Regions from separate parts of the Mus musculus genome. Here region 2 is linked to region 1. Evidence: chromatin loops called from intact Hi-C (ENCODE). Cell type or tissue: gastrocnemius. All regions are shown on one strand. Links, peaks and the distances in the headings refer to the core of each region. The heading gives the core; the rest is flanking DNA. Region 1 holds the start of Svbp (small vasohibin binding protein). Region 2 holds the start of Slc2a1 (solute carrier family 2 (facilitated glucose transporter), member 1).

Region 1 (2,901 bases), core at 169-2,668:
TGCCCATGGAGGCTTCCCAATGGAGGTAGCCCTGGCAGGTCTGGAATTTGCTAGGTAGACCAAGCTGGTCTTGGACACACAGGGACCCATTTGCCTTTCCCTCTGGAGTGCTAGGAGTAAGGGTGACAGAGAGACTAAAAAGCAGGTCTGAATGTGTCTCCAGAGGCCAGTGTCTTCTAAACCCTGTCTAAAATGCTTGTTTAGCACTTACTAGCTGGGTAATCTTGGACTTAACTTTTCCATGCCTGTTCCTGTTTAGAAATCATATTGGTACACATATCTTTATGAGGAACAGGGGACTTAATAATGCAATGGCCTCAGAGTATTGCCTAGAACAGAGGAAGCCCCAAGGGAAGCAGTTATTGTTATTTCTCAGGCTCTTCTCCTCCTTGGCACCTTTCTTGCTAACATAACAAATGAAAATGATAGCTAGAAATTTTAGTTTACACCCTTTTGATTATCCGTGGGGCTGTTTCTCTCCCTCCTTCTCCCTCTACTTCCACCTCTCACACTCTGTGTGTGTGTGTGTGTGTGTGTGTGTGTGTGTTGGCTGATATACTTCTGATTCCTGTGGTGGTTTGAACATGTTTGACTCAGGGAGTGGCACTACTAGGAGATGTGGCCTTGTTGAAGGAAGTGTGTCACTGTGGGGTTGGGGTTCGAGACTATTCTCCTAGCCACGTGGGAGACAGTCTTTTCCTATTTGCCTTCAGAACAAGATGTAGAAAAATGGCTCAGTGGTTAAGAGCACTTGTTGCTCTTGCAGAGGATCTGGTTTTGGTCCCAGCACCCACAACTGCCACAAATGGCAGCTCACAACTGTCTTTAATATCAGTTCCAGGGGATTCTATATCCTCTTCTGGCCTCCAGCACCATGCCTGCCTGCACACTGCCATGCTTCCTGCTATGATGCTAATGGACTGAACCTCAAGACCTGTAAGCCAGCCCCAATTAAATGTTGTCCTTTATAAGAGTTGCTTTCGTCATGGTGTCTTTTCACAGCAATGGAAAACCTAACTGATACAATTTCTGTCCGGCTGAGGGTATAGCTCAGTAATAGAAGGCTTTGCCTAGCACATGCTCTGGGCCCTGAATTTGTTTTGTTTTGTTGAGACAGAGTCTCACTGTGTAGCTTTGGCTGGCCTGGAACTCATTATGTAGACCAGGCTGGCCTCCAACTCATAGAGATGTTTGTGCTTCCCCTTCTCAGTGCTAGGATTAAAGATGTGCACCACCAAACTGGGCTAGGGGCCCTGTATTGATAGATAGATAGATAGATAGATAGATAGATAGATAGATAGATAGATAGATAGATAGATAGATAGATAGACAGATCATTTTTTTCAAAGCTTTCAAAGCATTGTGGTAAACAGGATTCCATTTGATCCTCCTTATAGATCTATAAATCAGGAAGGAAGCAATCAGCAGTCCTGACTTTCTTGATTTAGAACCTGATGCTCAGAATTCCAGTGCTAGCCAATTTCAACCACAGGAATCAGATTCTGCCTTTCAAAGCCTTGCAGTTGTCCCAGAAACTAGAAGCCCGGAAAAGCTTTGGTTACTTGTAAGAATGTCCCTGCCCCAGGCCCCGCCCTCCAGCCCCAGGCCCCGCCCTACTCGCCTCCGATCCCGCCCCTCCCGCTCCGGCCACGCCCAGGTGTGCTCGCTGCGCGGGCGCAGTGGCTCCTGCGGGAGGGGCACCTCAGGCCGCGGCCCCGCCCTCCCCGGCGCGCCCCGCCCAGTCCAAGGGCAGCGGGCTGGGCGCTGCGGTCCCGCGGAAGGGGGGAGCTAGGGTGAACCCCGCGTGGGGGCTTGTCTACGACGTGGCGGAGGCCGTGAGCCCGAGGCCGGGTAAGGAAGCGCACGGACCCCCGAGCCGCCATCTTGCTACGGAGGGGCCGGGCGGGCGAGCGGGCGGGCGGGGCTGGCAGAGGGGGCTGCCGCGGACCGAGTGGCTCGCCCCTCGGCCTCTGAGACCCGGCCCTACCGTACGCCCCCGGGTTGGAGCTGCTTTCTCGGGCCTTCTCATCTGCTGCTCACCCGGGGTTGGTAGGGAAATGGCCAGGAAATGACTACTGTCCCATTGTGCAGGAAACTGAGACTCAGAAGTGAGGAGACTCGACTAGGAACGCACAGCAAGGTGCTGGCAGTGGGACTCCAGGGCACCCTGCCTCACCTGCCAAGCTAGGGAGTTGGGAGAAAGGACTAGCAAGCGGTTCTCTTTTTGTACCATCAGGTCAGAGCTAACCAAGAAGCATTCAGAAGCCAAACCATGGATCCACCTGCCCGGAAAGAAAAATCCAAAGTTAAAGAACCAGCCTTCAGAGTGGAGAAGGCTAAGCAGAAATCTGCCCAGCAGGAGCTGAAGCAAAGACAGAGAGCAGAGGTGAGATGAAGGAGGGAGCTCTGTATGCCTGAGCGAGCTGGAGAGGGTGCTGGAAGAAAAAAAAAAAAAAAAAAAAACCAGCAGAGGAAACTTTACTAGGGGTCCCTGCTTGTCCCAGGCATTGGTCCCCCCAGAGGGAGAGAGTCCAGCCAGGTCCCAAACGGTGAAGCGGAAGCCCAGAGTCACATACCAAGTTAGTGTCAGAATCCCAAGCTGGACCGGGTCTCCAGTTGCCTCCTGGCGCAAAGCTTTTGTGTTAGTGATCTGAGGAATGCATGAAAAGAGAAGAGGGTAGCTATGGGTGGGAGAGGGATCAGGGTGGGAGGAGAAAATGAACAAATGAATGAAGGAGAATGCTTGAAGTGCCAGTGTGACCCGTGACCCGGTACACATGGGCATTTGGTGCAGAGAGTATCTAGTTGGTGAGCGGGATGGAAAAAGCCCTCACTGGAGAAGCCTGACAACCTGAGAATCCATACATATGCGGAAGAAGAGAAGGTCTACATAAAACTGAC
Region 2 (2,901 bases), core at 235-2,734, 86 kb before region 1:
GCATCTGAAGCTTGTGGTTCAGAGGCTATCTAAAGATTCTCCATCTTTTTGAATCATTCTGTCTGCCACCTTTGTATCTAATCTTCTGTCAAGAATGGCCTTCATAATCTAGCCACCTATTGAACTACCTTCCAAACCCTGCTCTGCATCACCTCCCTCTTCCCAAAGAGCCACACATACACACACACACACACACACACACACACTTCTCTCTGGAGACTTACCCTGTATTCATCCTTGATATGGTTTACACTGCCCCTCTCCCTGTCCCTCCAGCTTGGGGACTCCCTGAAGCTAGCAACAGACTCTCATGCTTCTGTCCTAGGGACACTGACTAGCACGGGACCGTCCGTCATAGAGGAGAAAAAAGATGGCTGATTGGTGACTTGTTGGCTGAGATATAGGCATGCAGTTCTATAATGGGGGCGACTGAATTTGTGAACTGGTACCCTAAGAAAGGGCCTGGGAGACCAGGCTTGGGCCTTGTTCCAGCCCTGCATCATATGTATTGAAGGAAAGAAACAGGTCCAGGGTTGGAGAAAGCAAGAGCAGAGGAGGCAGGTCTTGCAGTCAGCAGAAGAAACTCGGGGGGGGGGGGGCAAAGTGGTGATCAGGAGAGAGGAGAAGGGGAACCCCAGACTCACCAGTTCCACATGCTTTACTTTTCAGGGGTCCATGCTCAATTAGGGTGCCCTCCTAGGCCAGCACCTGGCACACAGCTCAGCTTCCTGTCTCTAACAGAAAGTCATTTCTCCCAGATCCCCCCTTCAGGTGAACCTAGATGGGACATGGACTGGAGGGACCACAGAGGCTATTGACTGTCCTACTCACCACTCCAGGAGCTCACCTGTAATTCTCATAGCCCAGGGTTTGATAACAAATCTCATTTTATCCAGGAGAAACCCGCTGCTCATTGGCTGGGAGCTTGCCCAGGACCAGCTAGAGGCGGTTTATAGGTGAGCTGGTTCAATGCCAAGGTGTTCTATGTCCTTAACCATTTAGACACCCAGCCTCTCTGGTCTTCACACTTAGGTGTCACCATAAAGTCAGAAATGGAGGGAGGTGGTGGTTTTACAGCTTAGAGAAGTGGTGGGCATGGTGTCTAGGAGCAAAAGAGGAGCTTGGCCTTGGGCACAGGAACACGGAGCAAGGAGAGAGAATTCAGCTTCGGAGCCAGACCTCCCGTGGTCTCTCTAATGAACTTAATGCCACTTTACACATAACACACGCGGTTGTAAACACCATCCAAATACTAACTCGTTTAATCTTCCTAATAACCCAGGAGGTTGTACTATTATTATGACTAGTCTACCAAAGTTATCCGGCAGCCTAGTGAGGAAGCCAGAGTCCTAGCGCTGGCTTACAGCCCCGCACCAAGCGCTACCATTTTGCTAGTGGCCATTGAGACTCAGAGAGGTGTGCAAACCAGCTCAGAGCCACACAGCGAGCGCCCCCAACGGGTGCCCCGCACACCCTGGGACTGCAGGTTCTAGCATCCAGAGCCAGACTGTGGTCAGTAGCCCTCCGTCCCTCCCCACCTCCCCACAGAACCACGCCTCTCAGAGTCCCGCCCCGGACGTGCTCCCCAGGCCCCGCCCCCTTCGGGCCCACCTACACCCCAGAACCAATGGCGGCGGTCCTATAAAAAGGCAGCTCCGCGCGCTCTCCCCCAAGAGCAGAGGCTTGCTTGTAGAGTGACGATCTGAGCTACGGGGTCTTAAGTGCGTCAGGGCGTGGAGGTCTGGCGGGAGACGCATAGTTACAGCGCGTCCGTTCTCCGTCTCGCAGCCGGCACAGCTAGAGCTTCGAGCGCAGCGCGGCCATGGATCCCAGCAGCAAGGTGAGTAACGGGGCTGGGAGTCCCGGGTAGGGATGTGCTGCCGAGCGCGGGCCGGGGCGCCTGTCCGAGTCCCCGCTTCCTCACGCAGCCGCCGCGCGCTTCACGCGGTCGGGGCGGGGGCCGCGGATCAGGGGCCCAGGCGCCGCACGTCGCGCACGACCTCGGCGGCTCCTCCCGCGCGGGGGAGGGGGCCGGAGCGCGGCGCCCATTGGCTAAAAGAGCCGAGCCCCCGGCCGGGCCCCGGCTAGGAGCGGAGGAGGCGGGACCCGCCCGGAGCCCGCGCCGCGCCCGGAACCCGGGCCATGGGGGTGGCCAGGAGGAGAAGGCACTTCCTCCAGGCCAGGGTCGGGGGCTGACGAGCTCTGAGGACCTCACGATGCGCAGTCCTCCAGGGATGTGGGGCCTTTCCCCGGGGCAAGCTACTGACTGGATAAGATCTCTCTTCACCTGTGATCAGGCTTGCCCTGTATGGGCCGGATTTACGGAACCCCTCCTGGATGTGCGACATTGTTTCTTTCTTGTCCCGCCTTTGCTTTGTGTAGAGTTAGTTCTAGTCCCTTTTAAATTAAAATAAAATTGGATTTTCCCGTCTTAGTATGTAGGAAGGCTCAAGGATGCGCACTTTCACGCCCCCCCCCCTTTACCTGTTTAAAGTTAAGAACAGTGCGAGCATGTGTTAAATCCCTGGCTGCCTTTACTGGGCAGTGGGGGTGTTTTGGTGGAACTCAGGAAAGGAAGCTCCAGTTGACTCCGGATGGTCGTACTGACAGTCTCTGCAGGGCCACAGTGATAGAGATAGAATGTAACTAAGTATAAAGACAAAAAAACAAAACAAAACAAAAACCAACTGAGGCCCGGGAGTCTCTCAGATGCCACTTAAACTCCGAACTTTGGTTTTTCCGCGTAAAACTTTTCTCTCAGACCTAGGTTAATCTCCGTCTTTCAAATTCCTTGGATTTTGCTTTTGTTTCGGAGACATCATCCCCTAGCCCTGTCTGCCCTAGAGTTCATATGTAGACCAGGCTGGCCTCAGACTCACAGAGATCCGCCTGTCTCTGCTT

Evidence for each region. Hi-C counts contacts between places; a loop is a spot of excess contacts. Peaks named below come from ENCODE experiments on the same cell type or tissue, not always from the same donor. Only the 100,000 strongest peaks of a DNase experiment are listed, where the experiment ranks them.
Region 2: it touches region 1 in a loop (2.1-fold over the local background); 1 of 42 quality-filtered maps calls a loop at or near these places.

What each region holds. Positions count from the first base shown.
Region 1 is chr4:119,193,636-119,196,536 of GRCm38, forward strand. It overlaps Svbp (small vasohibin binding protein), which reads left to right and starts at 1,675. Exons shown (of 3, transcript NM_024462.2): 1 at 1,675-1,851; 2 at 2,237-2,386. The coding sequence starts at 2,273. In gastrocnemius, for the core only: no CTCF peak of the experiment used is centred there; a DNase peak (open chromatin) is centred at 1,689; H3K4me3 peaks cover 1,416 bases; H3K27ac peaks cover 1,233 bases.
Region 2 is chr4:119,107,133-119,110,033 of GRCm38, forward strand. It overlaps Slc2a1 (solute carrier family 2 (facilitated glucose transporter), member 1), which reads left to right and starts at 1,613. Exons shown (of 10, transcript NM_011400.3): 1 at 1,613-1,840. The coding sequence starts at 1,823. It overlaps Gm52706 (a long non-coding RNA gene), which reads right to left and starts at 1,617. Exons shown (of 2, transcript XR_003955269.1): 1 at 645-1,617. In gastrocnemius, for the core only: a CTCF peak has its summit at 1,456; DNase peaks (open chromatin) are centred at 1,185, 1,599 and 2,059; H3K4me3 peaks cover 1,712 bases; H3K27ac peaks cover 1,465 bases.